2 separate regions of the Homo sapiens genome follow, and region 2 is linked to region 1. A link is an interaction called in ENCODE POLR2A ChIA-PET data of the cell type or tissue named here. Cell type or tissue: MCF 10A. All regions are shown on one strand. Links, peaks and the distances in the headings refer to the core of each region. The heading gives the core; the rest is flanking DNA. Region 1 has its middle 24 kb from the start of KLF5. Region 2 has its middle 130 kb from the start of KLF5.

Evidence for each region. ChIA-PET counts read pairs that join two places held together with the same protein. Peaks named below come from ENCODE experiments on the same cell type or tissue, not always from the same donor. Only the 100,000 strongest peaks of a DNase experiment are listed, where the experiment ranks them.
Region 2: POLR2A ChIA-PET joins it to region 1 with 10 read pairs; 5 of 35 experiments call an interaction of 5 or more read pairs at or near these places.

The regions. Positions count from the first base shown.
Region 1 is chr13:73,078,073-73,088,602 of GRCh38, forward strand. No RefSeq gene overlaps it. Among named protein-coding and RNA genes, the nearest start is that of KLF5, 24 kb to the left of the region's middle. In MCF 10A, for the core only: no CTCF peak of the experiment used is centred there; DNase peaks (open chromatin) are centred at 3,360 and 4,599.
Region 2 is chr13:73,183,672-73,194,201 of GRCh38, forward strand. It overlaps the pseudogene RNU4-10P. Among named protein-coding and RNA genes, the nearest start is that of KLF5, 130 kb to the left of the region's middle. In MCF 10A, for the core only: no CTCF peak of the experiment used is centred there; a DNase peak (open chromatin) is centred at 5,900.

The sequences.
Region 1 (10,530 bases), core at 868-8,867:
GCTAGTCTGGAGGCTGTGTCATCAGAGGCAAACAAGAAGAATTGGTGTAACACTTAAAAAAATCATTAGGATTTGGTTTTATTCCGCAGCAACAAGTACACCTAGAACCTACATCTTGTGTTTTTTTTTTTTTTGACACTATCACACAGGCTGGAGTGCAGTGGCGTAATCGTGGCTCACAGCAACCTCTGCCTTGGGTTCAAGGGATTGTCCTGCTTCAGCCTTCTGAGTAGCTGGGATTACAGGCACGTGCCACCATGCCCGGCTAATTTTTGTGTTTTTTGTAGTGATGGGATTTCACCATGTTGGCCAGGCTGGTCTCAAACTCCTGGCTTCAAGTGATCCACCAGCCTTGGTCTCCCAAAGCACTGGGATTACAGGCGTGAGCCACTGCGCCAGGCCTAGGTTTTGTTTTTATTTGTTTATTATTATTATTTTTAATTATGCTTTAAGTTCTGGGGTACATGTGCAGAATGTGCAGGTTTGTTACATAGGTATACACGTGCTGTGGTGGTTTGCTGCACCCATCAACCCGTCATCTACATTAGGTATTTCTTCTAATGCTACCCGTCCTCTAGCCCCCAACCCCATGACAGGCCCCAGTGTGTGATGTTCCCCTCCCTATCTCCATGTGTTCTCATTGTTCAATTCCCACTTACGAGTGAGAACATGCGGTGTTTGGTTTTCTGTTCTTGTGTTAGTTTGCTGAGAATGACGGTTTCCTAGATCTTGGTTTCTAATACCATTGTCCAATTTTTAAAAAATGAGCTCCTTAGAGAAACAGCTGATTCTAAGATTGGAGTGGGAAACATGCAAGTCCGGAGCATCCTGTAGTGTGAGAAAGTGGTATATCAGAAGGAATATAGGAAGCGATGAAAAAACCCGGCCGGGCGCGGTGGCTCATGCCTGTAATCCCAGCACTTTGGGAGGCTGAGGCGGGCAGATCACCTGAGGTCAGGAGTTCAAGACTAGCCTGGCCAACATGGTGAAACCCCGTCTCTACTAAAAATACAAAAAGTAGCCGGGCGTGGTGGCAGGTGTCTGTAATCCCAGCTACTCGGGAGGCTGAGGCAGGAGAATCGCTTGAACCCAGGAGGCAGAGGTTGCAGTGAGCCAAGATTGTGCCATTGCACTCCAGCCTGGGGGACAAGAGTGAGACTTCCTGTCAAAAAAAAAAAAAGAACCCTACAATAATCGGGGTATGTCAGCAACAAAGTAAAGCAGGATTGCATTATAATACAGTATAAACTATCCCTTTGTCTGTACTGATATAAATGGTTGCATAAACAGAAGAGAGAGATCTGTGCCGAATGACTCCAAGTAAGTTTTTTAGATACCTCACCCTCAAAGAGTGGAAGAAAACTGTCTACTCTTCAGTGTGGGCTACATATAGTGACTTCCTTCCAAAGATTACCTTGTGGAAAGGAGGAGAGGAGGAAGAGTAGCTTTACAGTGGGTAAGTCTGCCCTCACCACCTCAACCAGTTGATCAAGGTCCACCTCAGCAGTGATAAGTCACGCTGATAGTGTGTACCCTTGATATGATGTGATGAAAATGGAACTTTGCTTCTCCTTCTGAAAACATGTACCCCAGCGTGATCATGAGAAACACATCAGACAAACTGCAATTGAGGGATATTCTACAAAATACCTGATAAGTATTCCTCAAACTATCAGGCCATCAAACACAAAGTCTGACAGATTGTCAAAGTCAAGAGACATGACGATACAATGTCATGTGGCATGTGGATGGGATTCTAGCACAGAAGGAGGGCACTGGGGGAGAATGGAGGAAATTTGAATAAAGTATAGAATTTCACTAATGTATCTTTTTTTTTTTTTTTTTTGAGATGGAGTCTCGCTCTGTAGCCCAGGCTGGAATGCAGTGGCGTGATCTTGGCTCACTGCAACCTCTGCCTCCTGGGTTCAAGTGATACTTTCACCTCAGCACCTCCCTGCCTGCCCGTCGAAGTAGCTGGGATTACAAGTGTGTGCCACCCGGCTAATTTTTGTATTTATTTATTTTTTTTTTGAGATGGAGTCTCGCTCTGTCGCCCAGGCTGGAGTGCAGTGGCGCGATCTTGGCTCACTGCAAGCTCCGCCTCCTGGGTTCACGCCATTCTCCTGCCTCAGCCTCCCGAGTAGCTGGAACTACAGGTGCCCGCCACCACAGCTAGCTAATTTTTGTATTTTTAGTAGAGACGGGGTTTCACCGTGTTAGCCAGGATGGTCTCGATCTCATGACCTCATGATCTGCCCGCCTCAGCCTCCCAAAGTACTGGGATTACAGGAGTGAGCTACTGCGCCCGGCAAGTTTTGTATTTTTTGTAGAGACAGGGTTTTATACCATGTTGGCCAGGCTGGTCTCAAACTCCTGACCTCAAGTGATCTACCCACCTTCCCCTCCTAAAATCCTGGGATTATAGGTGTGAGCCACCATGCCCTTTTCGGCTGTAATGTGTCCATATTAATTCATTGATTGTGACAAATGTATCATACTAATGTAAGCTGTTAATATCATACTAATGTAAGCTGTTTCCCCCTGGGAAACTGGGAATGGGGTTAGAGGAATTCTATTATCTGCAATACTTCAGTAAATCTACAACTACTAAAAGAAAAGCGTTAGTTTAAAAAAAGTGAAGAAAAGCCAGGCATGGTGGCTCATGCCTGTATTCCCAGCACTTTGGGAGGCTGAGGCAAGTGGATTACCTGAGGTCGGAGTTCGAGACCAGCCTGGCCAACATGACAAAACCCTATCTCTACTAAAAATACAAAAATTAGCTGGGCATGGTGGCATGCACCTGTAATCCCAGCTACTTGGGAGGCTGAGGCAGGAGAATCACTTGAACCTGGGAGGTGGAGGTTGCAGTGAGCCGAGATCGCACCACTGCACTCCAAAAAAGTGAAGAAAAATCAGTATCACTATTACATATTCCCACAATAAATGGTATGGGGGAGGGATCCCCAATGTTCTCAGATCTGAAGTAAAAAACTGCAGTTATGTATTTTGGCAACATGTTTATTTAGCCTCATTATTTGACTCCTCACTCTTCCTAATCATTGGAGTAATATCTAGCTCAAGAATATTACACACTTCATTCCTTTGCCACAGCTTTTTCCCTCCCTCCCTCCCTCCCTTCCTCGCTTTCTTCCTTCCTTCCTTCCCTCTTTCCTCCCTTTGTCTTTTCTTTCTTTTCTTCTCTTTTATTTCTTTTTCTTTTTGAGACAGGGTCTTGCTCTGTCACCCAGGCTGGAGTGCATGGCATGACCGTGGCTCACTCCAGCCTTGACCTCCCAGGTTCAAGCAATCCGGCCATCTAAGTCTCCCAAGTACCTGGGACTACAGGTGTGAGTCATCATGCCTGGCTAATTTTGTGTGTGTCTGAAGACGGGAGCCTCCCTGTGTTGCCCAGGCTGGTCTTGAACTCCTGGGATCAAGGGATCCCTCCACCTTGACTTCCCAACTTGTGATTACAGGCGTGAGCTACTGTGTCCACCCCTGCCCTGAAACTTCTTAGATTCTTTTTGTGATTCAGCTCTAATTGATTGATAAGGAGATGTCAAAAAATTACCTCCTATTTCTGTGTGAATTGACTTAAGCCACTGCAGCAATTGAATACATCTAATGTTTGCCAAATTTCCTCTTCATGTTGCACTGTTGATACAGTGTTGGTGTTGGATTTTTGATAAGGTATGTGAACATGAAACTGTGATTATAATGCAAGCAAACATGTAATACCTTGTGTATTTTTAAACAGTATTAGTGAGTTTTCAAGGGAAAATGATTTTCAAAAGGCAACTATGCCTAACCAACTTTTCAAAGTTGCAAATAATTTAATTGCTTATCATTGTTATGCTCATTTAATGACTATCTGGGTTCAAACATATTCTGACTGTTTATCTGTAAACGAGCTACAGCAATTAGACAAAAATTGAGCAATATACCAGGTTCCAAGTGCAATTATGTGACTTGATTTCAAATAAGTAATGTTTTGGGGTTAACTATCTTCAGTTAATTTTTATTCTCCCCACTACTAAGTTATCTTGTTCTACTTCATGTTGTCATTTCATTCTTATATTGCAGCTCACATTAAGCATGTCACTTCATGGCATCCAATTAGAGAATCCTTAGATAAACATGACCTGGCCTGCCTACATAAAAATATTTTTAAAAATCTAGCTAAATTCCTTTTCCTATCTGTAATTAAGCCCACCAGAACTTTTTGGATTAACTCGTGGGCTGTAATGTAACAAAGAAGGGCTTTATTCTCTATTACTAAATCTGGTCCCTACTTTGAAGTTAACCAAATTCCATCTTTGGTTAGATTCTTGACTACAGTGTGAAACTAATCAATGGGAGACTTTTTTAAAAATTACTCATACTGAAGTTATAGGTGACAAAACCTGGAAATTTGTAACTGTTTTAACAGTGACTATTAAGACAAAAAATATGGTGGCTCATGCCTGTAATCCCAGCACTTTGGGAAGTCAAGGCAGGAGGACTGCTTGGGCCCAGGAGACCCTGTCTCTATAAAAACTAAAAAAATTAGGTTGGTGCGTGCCTCGTGCTTGTTGACTCAGCTACCTGGAGACTGAGTGGGAGGATCGTTTGAGCCCAGGAGGCTGAGATTGCAGGGAGCTGTATTCACACCACTGCACTCCAGCCTGAGCAACAGAATGAGACCTCGTCTCAAAAAAATAAAAAGAAGAAAAGCACAATAAATCCCATAAAAGCTATATACGATTGGAAGAGTTTGTTACATGAAAACTCAGAAGTTTCATTTTTGTTTGTAAATCAGCAATCTTTATTCCATCTGACCCTCTCAGTGCATGTCACCCCATGAAGGCATTTGGTGTCATATAAATGGTAATATTCTTAAATATGAAGGTTAAAGCTTAATGCTATTTGGTACCCAAAGACATTTGAATGACTATATATACATATATATATATGTATATATGTATATGTATATATCCACTCACATAATCTTGCCAATTGGAACTTGGCGTACTGCCCAATTTTTGTCTAATCGCTATAGTTTGTTTACAAAGAAACAGTAGGAGTAGATAGATATTGAATAGAAACTCGCATAGACTTCTAGGTAAAGATCTAGCCTTCAGAACTATTCAACAGCTTCTTTGATGAAGGAAACAACCCCCAAATCACTTCGTTTCAACCAGCAAGATCTTGCCCAGGACAAAATTGGATGAATAAAGATGACAGTGTCCAAACTCCTGAGTACTGTCCCAGGAACCTCCAAAGACATGCCATGGAGTCAAGTGGTGGCACCTCTTCCTATCTAAAGTTTCAAGAGATCTTCACCTATTTTAAGCATCTAATGCAGTATTTCTCTCAGATGAATTCCTCGGACACACCTGTAGGAAAAGGGCCCTATGGTTAAACAAGGACCTGCCAAATCTAGAAGATTCACAACACATGCTGGAATAATAAAGTCTCTGAGGTGTTCTGCAATAAATAAATTTAAACAAAAAAAAAACCAAAAGACTGTTAACAGTTTGTCTAAGTTGTTCATTCCTTAGTTCCCCACTTCTCTTCGAACCCCAACAAAAACACACTTTGGATAGGGAATAATCAGTCCCCACCCAGTGGAAAAGTGAGGATTTATAGGCTTATTTTCTGGAGAGGGGAAAGATACAGTATTTCTAAACAGAGTAAACAAGCCCCAGTTTCTAGTACGGTGGCTCATGCCTGTAATTCCAGCACTTTGGGAGGCCAAGTCAGGAGGATCACATGAGGCCAGGTGTTCAAGACCAGCCTGGCCAACATGATGAAACCCCGTCTCTACTAAAAATACAAAAATTAGCCAGGCGTGGTGGCAGGCGCCTGCGGTCCCAGCTATTCAGGAGGCTGAGGCAGGAGAAATCGCTTGAACCTGGGAGGTGTGGAGGTTGCAGCGAGCCGAGATTGCGCCACTGCACTCCAGCCTAGGCAACAGAGTGAGACTCCGCCTCCAAAAAAAAAAAAAAAAAAACAAGCCCCAGTTGAGGGCAGGAATGCCAAACAGAAAATTAGGAGGATTAAATGAATGTATGCATATTGGAGGCTAAGCTTTTTTATGCAAAAGAATGTTTTATGTACTCATTAACATAGTAATTAATGTAAATTACATTCTGATAATGTAAAATACAGTGTATTTGTTAGGCCTCAAAAAAGAAACTATAGCATTAGTGCAATTTAAGATAACTGGTAAGGCTCTTTAAATTGTTTAGGAGGCTGAGATTTTTTCTCTTCTTCCCTTGGTTCCCAGAGTGCTGGAGACCAAGTCTTTATCAAGGTAGGAGGCTGAAAGAGTCTTTGGAATGGACCAGTCCAAGAGAAATAACTAAATATATGGAAAATCCCAAGTTCTCCAATAAAATGGCCCAGCCAGATCATTCACAGAGAAACCCACAGATGACTAGACCCACACATGTGTCCAGCGCTTCCAATCAACTCTTTGGTCCTTCACTATTAAATATTAACAGATGGCAGGCCACAGTGGCTCACACCTGTAATCCCAGAACTTTGGGAGGCTGAGGTGGGTGGATCACCTGAGGTCAGGAGTTCGAGACCAGCCTGGCCAACATGGTGAAACCTTGTCTCTACTAAAAATACAAAAATTAGCTGGGCGTGGTGGTGGGCGCATGTAATCCCAGGTACTCCGGAGGCTGAGGCAGGAGAATCGCTTGAACCTGGGAGGCAGAGGTTGCAGTGAGCCGAGATCGTGCCATTGCACTCCAGCTTGGGCAACAAGAGTGAAACTCCATCTCACAAATAAATAAATAAATAAAAATAAAAATAAATATTAACAGACAACTAAGAAATAACAGATATCTGAACAAAACATTTAACATGAAAGATAGAGATAAAACAGAGGGCTGGGTGCGGTGGCTCACGCCTATAATCCCAGCACTTTGGGAGGCCGAGGCGGGCAGATCACAAGGTCAGGAGTTTGAGACCAGCCTGACCAACATGGTGAAACCTTGTCTCTAGTAAAAATACAAAAATTAGCCAGCTGTGGTGGCGGGCGCCTGTAATCCCAGCTACTCGGGGGTCTGAGGCAGAAGAATCGCTTCAACTCAGGAGGTGGAGGTGGGCCAAGATCTCACCACTGCCCTCCAGCCTGGGTGACAGAGTGAGACTCTGTCTCAAAAAAAAAAAAAAAAAGATTAAAAAAAAAAAAAGAAAAGAAAAAAGAAATAAAAGCACGGGAAAGAATCATTTGTCTCTGTGTTTCTGTATTTTCCACACTGGACTTGGCACACAGTAAATGTTCAGTAAGTACATGTTGACTAAATAAAGGGATCTGTAAAAACAGCTCATAATCTTAGGTACCTCAGCAAATTAGGGTCATCTGAGTGAAAAAATGTAAACACTGTTCATGAATTCTCACCAGAAGCTATTGAAAATCTATTGTTCTGTGTTGCAGTTGGAAATGCCTTAAAATCAATATGAGAGCATTTTAAAGTTTGGATATAAATAAATTGAAAAATGTTTTTGACAATACTGCTTTGCTGAATAATGGTTACACTAGGATCTATATAATAGGATTCAAGGCCACCTCTGAAATCTTCTGGACCTAAATGAACACACCTTGCTAAGTACATCAGTTTCTTATGTGCGTGAAAGGAATGAAGACTTAAAAAAGAAATAAAGTGATTTTTTTCCTCTTTGACCCTAAAATGAGCAAAGTTAATCATATATTTTGTGTGTTTACATAGAATATTTTATCTAAGAAGTCACAACTCTGAAACAAAATGGAATGATTAATTGGCCCTCATATCATTGTGTATTAGATTAGTATCTTATCCCTGTGTCTACCTGAGGAGACATCTACGTGAAAGCACTAAATGAAAAAAGATGGTAAGTACAGCAAATTTTCTTTTTCTTTTCTTTTTTTTTTTTGAGACAGAGTCTCACTCTGTTACCAAAATGGAGTGCAGTGGCATGATCTCGGCTCACTGCAACCTCTGACTCCCGGGTTCCAGTGATTCTCCTGCCTCAGCCTCCCAAGTAGCTGGGACTACAGGTGCCCACCACCACACCCAGTTAATTTTTTGTATTTTTAGTAGAGATGGGGCTTCACCATGTTGGCCAGGATGGTCTCCATCTCTTGACCTCATAATCAGCCTGCCTCGGCCTCCCAAAGTGTTGGGATTACAGGTGTGAGCCACCATGCCTGCCCAGTTTCTGTGTGGATATAGAAACTGTGTGGTCAAGGATATAGAGCTTTACTTTTTTTTGAGACAGAGTCTCACTCTTGCCGTCCAGGCTGGAGTGCAATAGCGTGATCTTGGTTCACTGCAAACTTCACCTCCAGGGTTCAAGTGATTCTCCTGCCTTAGGCTTCCGAGTAGCTGGGATTACAGGTGCACGCCACCATGCCCAGCTAATTTTTGTATTTTTAGTAGAGACGGAGTTTCACCGTGTTGGCCAGGCTGCTCTCAAACTCCCAATCTCAGGTGATCCGCCTGCCTCGGCCTCCCAAAGTGCTAGGATTACAGGCATGAGCCACCCCATCTGGACAGAATTTCTTTATTTCTCCAGAGAAAAGGGTTTTCCTTCCCCATCTCTTAAAAATGACACAAAACCAGAAACAAAAAAACTAAAACAAGCGCAATAATTCCCCCCCAAACACAAAAGGCTTTGGGAGTGTACATTTTGTTGAAAATGTCACTGATTCCTCTTTGACTATTAATTTTTCTTGGGTTCCGGATTCACCTGGACTTACATGACTTCAAGTGAATTGTGGAGCTTTTGTTCACCTGTGGGTAAAAACCCAGGTGATAGAGCCAGAGTGAGTGATGGGGCTCCTTTTTCTGCCTCACCTTATGCAGGGCTTGTAAGAGGTGGCGGAGAAGCAAAGCTTTTATAGAACTGCAGTACCAAATTACACTTGTCATCACTGTAATAGGAGCTTGCGAAGATAGTTATCTTCCCAGCCTGTTTCTCCAGAACATTTCATACATTTTACACGAACATAAATAAGAATTTTAATTGAGTACTTTTATAATTGTAGCATTCTATACTCCAGATGTCTTGAATGCTGTCTTGGTTGTCATAAAAATGTCCACCAAATGAGTAGATTGTTATAAAAATGGGAAGGGCCAATAGACCATCAAAGACTCTCCCCGTAAGGCTTACCTATCAGAATGTGAGGTATTTCTTTGTTGAAAGATGTGTTTAGTTTCCTGCCTTGAAAACGTGATTGTTATGACATTACTGACAATGCAAATGTTTTGACCAAAAGCGAAACAAATGAAGAGATTTTATGTTTTGTTTTGTTTTTCTTTTTTCAACTACGTATAATCCTGGAATGGCATCAGATAAACAAGGTCTAAAAGACTGAAAATTAAAAATAATAAAAGCAGAGCCAGTTACTTGGGGGTAATAAGAAGGAACTAAATATTGTGATAGATAGATACAAAGTACTTAGATCTTCCAGGCATTTTACTAAGAATATTTTCCTTTAAGAAAATTAGAGATATTTTATGAATGTTACTTTTTTGAGCTAATTTATTTAAACTTTTTATGAGTGTTTAAAGAAAAAATGATAACATTGTCTGTGGGGGTTCTAATAGATGTAATACATTTGACAACCATAGCAAAAAAGCAGAGAGATGGTGAATGGACTTGTATGTTTCGAAGGTTTCCAGATTTTACATGAAGTAGTTCGGTATTAACTTTACATTGTGAAAAGTTAAATAAAAGGTAAACTTTCTGTAAAGTTATAGGCTGGATGCAGTGGCTCACACCTGTAATCCCAGCACTTTGGGAGGTCAAGGCAGGAGGGTTGCTTGAGTCCAGGAGTCCGAGACCAGCCTGGGCAACATAGACCTCATTTCTACAAAAAATAAGAAAATTAGCTGGGCATGGTGGCATGAGCCTGTAGTCCCAGCTACTCAGGATGCTGGGGTGGCAGGATCCATTGAGCCCAGAGGTGGAGGTTGCAGTGAGACGTGACCACACCACTACACTCCAGCTTGGGTGACAGAGTGACTTTGTCTTAAAAAAATATATATTTAAAAAAATATATATATACACATATATATACACATATATATACACATATATATACATATATATACACATATATATACACATATATATACACATATATATACACATATATATACATATATATATACACATATATATACACATATATATACATATATATACACATATATACATATATATTTTTATAGTAATCTCCAAGAAAACAGTAAAAAAATACAATGAGACATAACTAAAAAGCAGATAGATAAAATAGAATTTTAAAGAAATATTCAAATACTTAGAAAGCAGGGAAGTAAGAAGAGAGATACAAAACATCAGTGGGAAAAAAGAGAAAAAAATAGTAAAATGGTTAACCTAAATCCTACCATATCAATTGTTACACTAAACGTGAATGGACTAAAAAAAGTAGACTTTTGGCTGGGTGTGGTGGCTCACACCTGCAATCCTGGCACTTAGGGAGGCCACAGCAGGAGGATCCCTTGAGCTCAAGGGTTCAAGACCAGCCTAGGC
Region 2 (10,530 bases), core at 1,254-9,253, 110 kb after region 1:
CAGTGGCGTGATCTTGACTCACTGCAACCTCTGTCTCCAGGGTTCAAGTGATTCTCCTGTCTCAGCCTCTGGAGTAGCTGGGATTACAGGCATGTGCTACCATGCCCAGCTAATTTTTTGTATTTTTAGTAGAGACAGGGTTTCTCCATGTTGTCCAGGCTGGTCTTGAACTCCTGACTTCAGGTGATCCTGCTGCCTCAGCCTCCCAAAGTGCTGGGATTACAGGCGTGAGCCACTGCACCCGGCAGATGTGGAGAGCTTTATGTACCGTTTCAAGTGGTGTAGACTCCTTCTACGGGCAAAAGGACATCTTTGCAGGGCTTAAGCAGCAAAGTAATATGAACAAATTTGTGTTTTAGAAGGGTCATTCTGATAACAGAGTGAAGAATGAATGGGAAGGAGGCATGACTTGAGATGGGAAGACAAATTAGTATTTAGCAGAGCAGAGTGAAGTGGGTAGCACTGAGCTGGAATCAGCAATTGGTGATAGATGGGATTGGGAGGTCAAGGATGGAAGTGATTTCGAGTAGAGGAGCCTGGGTAAAATAAGTTCCTTGAGCATTTTTGAACTTTACACTTGCTTTCATCCTCTTCATCCATGGCCATATGCTTCCTAAAGGGATGATAATAATTACGATTATTAGAAAAAAGTCTTTTTAATTCTTCCTTCTGAACTGAAGCAAATGTAGAGGTGTGGAGTTCAAAGTTAGAAGATCTCGATGACATGGGCAATTCAATTGCCTTGGAGCCTCAGCTTCCTCTTTGGTAAAAGGGAGATAATGCTGCCTACATCACTGGACTGTCATGACAGTTAATTGAAATAATGTATTAATGTATATAAAAGCTTTTATCAGTACCTGATATAAAGCGGGCATTTAGACCTCCATTCACTCAATGTATTGTGCAAGAGAGAAGTTTATTTGGACAACATAGTCTTTTAAAATATATGTATTTTGGTGTAGTGGCTCAATGCCTGTAATCCCAGCACTTCGGGAGGCTGAGGCGGGAGGATCACTTGAGGCCAGGAGTTGGAGACCAGCCTGGCCAACATGGCGAAACACCGTCTCTACCAAAAATACAAAAATTAGCCGGTATAGAGGCACACACCTGTAATGTGAGCTACTCACGAGGCTGAGGCATGAGAATCGCTTAAACCCAGGAGATAGAGGTTGCAGTGAGCCGAGATTGTGCCACCGCACTCCAGCCTGGGCAAGAGTGAGACTCTGTCTCAAAAAAAAAAATGTGTATATATATATATATATATATATATATATATATATATACACACACACACACACGTATATATATATACACACACGTATTTATATGTATTTACATATATATTTATATGTATTTTTAATATTAACATTGTATTACAAACCAGAATTTATTGAAGACTTACAATCTGCAAGGCACCATGAAGGATATATAAATGGAAGACATTGTTTCGGTTCTTAAGGTTTTTTGCAATCTGAGAGAGAGAGGATTTGTATGCGTGAAAAGTGTAAAATCAGTAAAATATTTAACCTTGTTTTATTTTAAATTTTAATTTTATTTTATTTTTATTTTGAGAGGAGTCTCGTTCTGTCACCCGGGCTGGAGTGTAGTGGCGCCATCCTAGCTCACTGCAACCTTTGCCTTCTAGGTTCAAGCAATTCTCCTGCCTCAGCCTCCTGAGTAGCTGGGATTACAGGCGACCACCACCATGCCTAGCTAATTTTTTTTTTTGTATTTTTAGCAGAGACAGGGTTTCACCATATTGGCCAGGCTGGTCTCGAACTCCTGATCTCAAGCAATCTGCCTGCCTTGGCCTCCCAAAGTGCTGGCATTATGGGCGTGAGCCACTGTGCGCCCCGACCTAACCTTGTTTTAGAGGTCAGGGGACAATAGAGAATATGAAACAGATAATAATGAGAGTTATCAGATGTGTTTACTTAGAGGCAGAAGATGTCACTTTACCCTAGAGTACTTACAGAAGGCTCTAGGGAGGAGGTTGAATTTGACCTAGATTTTAAAGATGATTTAGGGTTTATAATGTAGGTGTTGGCAATCTACTGCCCAGTACATTATCTGTTTTAATATGGCCTGTGAGCTAAGAATGGCCTTTAAATCATGGAGAAATTGTTTTAAGAGAATAATATTTTGTGACACATAAAAATTACATGAAATTCAAGTTTAGTGCCAATAAATAAAGTTTTATTGAAACACAGTCGCACCCATCCTTTTAGTATTGTCTGGGGTCAGATACATTTGAGATAAAATAGAGGAGAGCACTTGTAGCAGAGACCCTATGACCTGCAAAGGCTAAAGTGCTTACCATTTGGTCCTTTACAGAAAGCTTGCTGAACCCTGGAGAAGAGGATGCAGAGACATTCCAGGTGTGTAGAAAGCCAAGATTAAGAATGGCTCCATTGAAGGAAACAGAAAATGGTCACAAACAGAGAAGGAGTGTGTGGGACTTTCCTGGCAGCCATGGAGGGGAGAGAGAGTGTCTCAAGGGGTAAAGGGCGTCCGTAGTGCCAAGTGGTACCAAGAGAGAGCGCAGAAGTGCAACTGAGGAGAGAATCTGAGCTTTCGCCTTCAGCCATCACTCCTGAGTTTTGAATCCTGTGGCAGAAGGGGAGTGAGAGATGGGGAAGCAGAGGCAGCGTTTAAGAAATTGGGTGCAATCAGAAAGGTTTTAGTAGGGAAACACCCATGTTGTTTAAGTACAGTATGAAATGGAATAGACCTATGTATATTCATATGCAGAGGGAGAGTAAAGCAATTAGGGAGGTTTTGGAGAGGTTATGTAGAGGGTCGGGCACGGTGGCTCACACCTGTAAACCTAGCACTTTGGGAAGCTTAGATGGGAGGATCATTTGAGCCCAGGAGTTCAAGACCAGCCTGGACAACATAGGGGGATTCCTTCTCTACCAAAAATAATAATAAAAAAAAATATTAGCCGGGTGTTGTGGTACATGCCTGTGGTCTCAGCTGCTTGTGGGGCTGAGATGGGAGGATAGCCTGAACCCAGGAGGTCGAGGCTTCAGTGAGCTGTGATCACACCACTGCTCTCCAGCCTGCATGACAAAGTGAGACCCTGTCTCCAAAAAATATATATATATGTGTATATATATGTGTGTGTATATATATATATGTGTGTATATACACACGTGTATATACACACGTGTATATACACACGTGTATATATGTGTATATATGTATATATGTGTATATACATGTGTGTATACACATGTGTATACATGTGTGTATATACATGTGTATACGTGTGTATATACATGTGTATACATGTATATACATGTGTATGTGTGTGTATATACGTGTATGTGTGTGTATACACGTGTATGTGTGTGTATACACGTGTATGTGTGTGTATACATGTGTATGTGTGTGTATACATGTGTATATGTGTGTATACATGTGTGTGTATATATGTGTATATATATGTGTGTGTATATATATATATGTAGGCTATGTAGATATGTAGAGAAATGCTATTTAAAACAGTGAGGTTGGAGAAACATTGAAACAGCATTATTTTAGCAAGACTTCTCTCAACTGATTAGTTCTTGGCCTTGGAAAAGTTGCTTAACATCTTGGCTTGCTTTGCTTATCTATGAAGAGTGGATAATAATACACTCATCAGAGGATCATCGTGAGAAATAGTGAGATGATTCTGTTTGGGCAATGTCAAGAACATGAGATCTGCACTTAGTACATTGTCAACAAAGAAATAACTCTTTTTTTTTTCTTTTGAGACAGAGTTTTTGCTCTTGTAGCCCAGGCTGGAGTGCAATGGCGCGATCTCGGCTCACTGTAACCTCCACCTCCTGGGTTCAAGTCGTTCTCCTACCTCAGCCTCCCGAGTAGCTGAGATTACAGGTGCCCACCGCCATGCCAGGCTAATTTTTGTATTTTTAGTAGAGATGGGGTTTTGCCATGTTGGCCAGGCTGGTCTTGAACTCCTGACCTCAGGTGATCTGCCCACCTCGGCCTCCCAAAGTGCTAGGATTACAGGCATGAGCCACTGTGCCCGGCCAAGAAATAACTCTTAATGCTGTGATGTTTAAGTTTTTATATCAACATGGGTAGGCCATGGTACCCAGATTTGTGTCAAACAGGAGTCTGGATGTTGCTGTGAAGATTTTTTTAAAGATGTGATTAACATTTAAATGAGTGGACTTTGAGTAAGGCAGATTTCTCTCCGTGAGGTTGGGGGGCCTCATCCAATCAGTTGAAGACCTTAAGAGAAAAGACTGAGGTTCCCCTGGGGGAGAAGGGATTCTGCCTCTGGACAGCCTTTGGACTTAAACTACAACATCAGCTTTTCTCTGGGTCTCCAGCCTGCTGGGCTCCCCTCTAAATTTTCAGACTTGCCAGCCCTCAGAATTGTGTGAGCTAATTCCTTAAAATAAATCTCTCTCTCTCTCTCTCTCTCTCTCTCTCTCTCTCTCCTTCCATCCTATATATTGTTTTTTTTTTTTTTTTTTTTTTTGGAGAACAGTGACTAATTCAAATAACTTCTGAGTTAGACAGTAATCACTAACAATGAAAGTGTTACTATATTAAGGGACAATTGCTTTATACCCCAGAGACGGCACATACAATGCATTGATGTCACCGTGCTCACCATGTCCCATTTCTGAGCCTGTGGCAGACATTGTCAATTGATCACAGTATTCTGTATTGCTAAAACTAGATGTGACCTCAGAATTTTTTAAATACAGGGTTCTAGAAATGACTAACAAGTGATTAGAGTTGGCACTTAACTTGAAATAGATTTAATTCCGACCTAATCCATATTTAGGTATCTACAGCACTTTGCATAAAATTCTTCCTGGAACTTTGCAATTGTGATTAATAGATCTGAACTTGAAATTTAGAAGTTAAAATTTCAATTTCTTATGTACAAGTCTAGAAGCCACTAAAGTCCTTCATCTTATGTAGTAAGGACCATGTCATATTTGCCTTTTAGATAAGTTTTAAAAAATATATATCTTTTAAAGGTATCAGTGACTTTGAAATTCCAAAATAGAGTTAGAATAAAAAAACCCTGAAATTATACTTTTTTATTTCCTCCAAAACTAAGGGAACGTTCATATATAATTTATAAAGACTTCATTTTAATCCTTGGTTAAAGTGTTTGATCAAATATTCTTCTCACTTGAATATGTGTAACATTTATTGAAATCAAATAAGTGCACATAGCAGAGGGTTAAATTTTACATTCTCTTTTTTTTGTTTTATTTTTTACTTTAACTTTTTTAGCATTTCAAATGTTTTTATTATGAAAAATTTAAATATATACAAAATATGAGAAATTATATAATTCATCCCCAGATATGCATCACCCAGCTTCCATAATTATAAACTCTGTCCAATTATTTTATCTATACTACCATGCTGTTTTTCTTCCTTTCTCCTGGATTAGTTTGAAGAAAACACCAGACATTATATCACTTATAAGTATTTTGAATATATCTCTAAAAGATAACTTATTTAAAAATATAATCCCAATTATGACACACAGAGTACTAACAAAAATTCCGTAATTTTTTTTTTTATTATACTTTAAGTTTTAGGGTACATGTGCACAATGAATTTTACATTCTCTAAGCTCTTGATAAGAGATTTACTCACAAAGCAAGTAGGAATTCCTTGGCTTTTCAAATTTTGGGGGGTCTGTTATGGAAAATTTTTGTACTGTGTATGAAGAAAATATATGCTACCTTGGAGTGTGGTGGTAATATCATGTTTCTATGCTATCATTTTTTTCCAAGTATTTAAGTATTTTAAGATGTTATCTCTTTAGTTTTCATAGCATGCTAGGAAGGAGGAAGGACATGTTGTTCTCACCTAGCAGTAAAATTAGGTAAGCAGTTACTCAGTCTCTTGCATAAGCCACTGATCGAGCTGGGGATGTGATACCAAACAGTCTTCTGCTCAGTCGTCCATTGTGACCCTGCAGCATCTCCCATCAACCCATTCATCCCATTTTCTTTTTCTTAGTTAATAACTACACAGTTGATTCTTGCTTATCTGCTCTGAGGGAAAGGGGAAGAACAGGGCATAATCTCAAATGGTAGATGATACAAAAATAATTTGGATTTGGCGTGGGATATGTTTTTGTACTTGCACTGGAACCTGGGTGTGTCTGGTGTTCCAGAAATTTATAGCATTCCAAATCAACTGAAGAAACTGTGCAAGGAGAACCCATGGTGGGGGTCTTCGCAAATGCACCTCGTTTGTCTCCATTGTTTCCTAGCCCATCTCCTGCCTTCCTCAAGCTCTTCCCTGCTGAGATCAGGCAGCGCGATCTCTCATGTCAATGTGTCGAAACAGCCTAAGGAAAGCTGTTTTTTCTTTCTCTCTAAATCCTATTATGAGGCATTCATCTTCTCCTTCTCCTGGGAATGAGAGAAACCGGTATCTTGCATTAGAAATTGTTAATCATTTCTTAAAGTTTGTTTTTTTAAATGCAAAGGTACTGATACGATAATGTACTAAGAAAAGTTAAAACAAGATTTTTTTTGAATATGTAATAATAGGAACAATGTAAGAAAGACACTGCAAGTCTTTGATATTGTGTGGGTATCAGATAATGACAAGTGAATGAGAAACTTCATAAGAAAGTGAAAGTATCTCTTTACATTTTGTGGTGAATGGGAAGAAGTTCTAGAGTTCTTTTGCAGCATTTGCTTGTTTATCCAAAGAAACAAACACTAGTATTACCAAGGTTCTGATTTTGTGTATCCTCACTTTCATCCTGAATTGTTAAGACTCTTGGTTGTGGTGATAGAAGCCCACCTTAGCTTAAACAACAAAAGGAAATGCACTGACAAATGGAACCAGATTAAAATGTCTCACTGGCTTTAGTGACAACTGGAACTGAGAACCTGAATGATGTCTGGCCTCTCTATTTGTCTGTCTCGTCTCTGCCTCCTTCTGAAGCCAGCTCCATTCTCTTCCATGGCAGCCTGACTCTCTCCCTCGTGGAGGAGGTGAGGGAGAGGATGACATGTCTGGCAGGCAGCCCTTGATTTAGTGACTCGAGAAATAAGAGATTCTTCTTCTTTTGGCAGCCCGGCAGAGACATTTTGGGAAGATTCCCAGTAGTTCTTTTTGGTTCATGCGTCCACCCCTGAACCAATTGCTGTGTCCAGGAAGAGATGAGACTCCAAGATGAGTCCCATAAAACCCTGTTGTGAAGTTGGTGGTGCCTGTTCACAGAAGGAAAAGCGGAGAAAGAGTGGCAGATGGGCAAAACTAATAGCTATTATGCCTCCATTCATGTTGATTTTCAAATATAGGATTCATCTTACAATAAGCTTATTACTTTTTTCAGAAAAAAGCAAAAATCTGCAACACCAAAAAATATCTAGTATTCACGACACAGCGAGACTCCGTCTCAAAAAAAAAAAAAATCTAGTATTCACAGAATAATCTTAACGTTCTTGTTCAGAATTCTTGGAGGCCATCTCATTGCTGTCCCTGGTAAGATTTTGGAATCTTTAAAGGGCTAATTTACTGGTTTCACCAGGTCACAAAGTACCCAGGCATCAGTTACATAACTTGTATGACAGGGAACAGTCTTGACTTGGGTATTTCCAAATAAGCCAAGTTTTACACACAAAATGAAGTATATTTAGTGGATTGATGATTGAATAGGGAAGTACTACTGAGAAATCATCACCTAGGGGAACCTCATCTTTTCAATGTGTGGGATAAAGATTCCCAGAGGGTATAGGATTGATATTGTTGATGAAAGGATGAGAGAGAGGAAGGCTGTGAGTTACAACAAAATTCCAGGGAAGTTAGAACAACTTTAAAAAGACTTAAAAATAGAAGAAATGAGCTTCATGCAGTGACAGTATTGTAGCCAATGAGGTTTATCCAGGAGTAATTATTGCTAATTGAAAACTTTTCCCAATACCTGGCCGTGACAACTTGCAATATAGTTGGCATTGGCAATTTTTGACAGTCTCTATGGAGACTGAATATTTCAGTATTAAAAAAAACAGAGGAAATGAAAGTGCCCTCTATTGGCAGGTTTAACTGCTTTATACTCTCTTCCACTATTCTGTTGGATGAGGACCCATGAAGATTAAAGAAAATAAAGAAGCTACATTTTATTTGCACATGTGAGTAGCTTAAGTTGCAATGTTGCTGATATCAGATTGACATTATTGAGAAATATAATTCTGGCTATGGTTTTGAAAATGGGTAGGGGAACAGTGGGATAAGGCAGGGAGATTTTTTTCCCCTTTATTGATATATAATAATGTACATATCTATGGGATACATATGAGTGTTTGTTACATGCATAGACTATGTAATGATTAAGTAAGGGTATTTGGAGTATCTGTCATCACCTGAGAGTTTTCAGGGTATTTGGGGCATCTATCACCTGAGTGTTTATCATTTTTGTGTTGGTATCATTTTGAGTCCTCTCTTCTGGTTTCTTTGACATATACATAATATTGTTGCTAAGTATAGTTACCCTAGGTTGCTATCAAACATTAGAACTTAGTTTTCTATCTAACCCTATGTGTGTACCCATAACCAACCTTTCTTCATTCCTGCCTCCTTCTCACTCTCCGGTGTCTATCATTTTATTCTCTATGTTCATGGGATCAAGTTTTTAGCTCTTATATATAAGTGAGAGCATGTAGTGTTTGTCCTTCCACCCTGGCTTATGTTACTTAACATGATGGCCTCTAGTTCCATCCATGTTGCTGTAGATGACATGTTGTCATTCTTTTTTGTGGTCAAATAGTATTCCATAGCGTATATGTACCATATTTTCTTTATCCACTCATCCATTGATGGACATGTAGGTTGATTCCATATCTTTTCTATCATGAATAGTGCTGTGATAAACATGTAACATGTGTGTTTAGGTATCCCTTTGATAAACTGATTTCCTTTCCTTTGAGTAGATACCCAGTAGTGGAAACGTTGGATTTTATGGTCGTTATATTTTTAGTTTTTTGAGAAATTCCCATACTGTTTTCCACAGTGATTGTATTAACTTACATTCTGATCAACAGTGTGTAAGAGTTCCCTTTTCTCAGTATCCTCACCATCATCTGTTTTTTTTTGTTGTTGTTGTCTTTTTAATAATAGTGAATGGCAGGGAGATGTCTTAGGAGTCCTGTGATAATTCACACAAGAACTGACAGTGGCCTTGATGAGGGAAATAGCAAAAAGTTGGAAAGAAGTGGGTGGACTTGAGAAATAATAGAGAAATATTATAACCTGGTGATATATTAGAGATGGGGCTGTGGGAAGGGAAGAGTGACGAGGCAACATCTTCCATTTTAGTTTCTGGTTTGGGCAACTGGAAGAATAAAGGTACCACTTACTGAGATAGAGAAACGAGAGGAAGAATAGGTTTGGATGAACGGAGATTCTGAGCTTAGTTTTGGACATATTGATTGGAGTTTATAGTTACGTTTATGAATACATCTAAGAGCTGTCTCAAATTAGTCAATACACAGATCCAATTGATTCTTTCCTTGTTTTTTTATTTTTTAGTATCTTTTATTTTTTTAGAGACAGGGTCTTGCTCTGTTGCCCAGGCTAGGGTACAGTGGTGCCATCACAGTTCACTGCAGCCTTGAACTCCTGGGCTCAAGTGATCCTCTTGCCTCAGACTCCTGAGTAGCTAGGACTATAGGCACATGCCACCATGCCTTGCTAATTTTTAATTTTTTTTAAATTTTTTGTAGAGACGGGATCTCACTGTGTTGCCCAGGCTGGTCTCAAACTCCTGGCTTCAAGAAATCCTCCCGTCTTGTCCTTCTGAAGAATTGGAATTATTATAGGCAGGAGCCACCATGCCTGGCTTCTTTTCTTGTTTTTTCTTTTTTTCCATTTTTTTCTTTTCTATTTTTTTCTACTACCACCAACCATAATTGTGTTAAAAGATACATTTAGTCATATTAAAATTTTAATGAATTTAAGCATTCAGCAATTCATGAATTGAGCATCATCAGACCTCAAGTGGTTCAGCACTCCATGAGGTGTGGGAAGTGTGTGAGAGAGGAAACATCAAGTATTCTTGGAAGCAAGACAGAGAAAACATTTGATTAGCCAATGTGAAAAGTCCCTAGTTAGAGGTCAGTTGGTGGTTTCTGATTGGTCAGATTTCTAGCTAAAGGTTATTTGGTGGTTTCTAATTGGTTAAGCTTAGATTTTGCTTTATTGTTTACATCAAATTGGGATTTGGTTTGCTTATGTCGGAACCCAAGGCACTGGAGCCATCTTAGCCCAATGGCCTCCTAGTTAAGTATTTTTAATGATTTAAATTCCCATCACCTCACATCTGGAAAGTCAAATACCCTTCTATCCTACACTTCTATAATATTCCTCTGTACAGAGTTGCAGTAGGAATGTGCCCAAAAGTTGGTTTTGCTGGGTCATCTTCCATCTCACAACATTTGAATGGTTTTCTATTGCCTGCATAATACTTCTAAGACTGCCTGCAAAGTTGCTCCTAACTACTCCAACCTTATCCCACTCTCC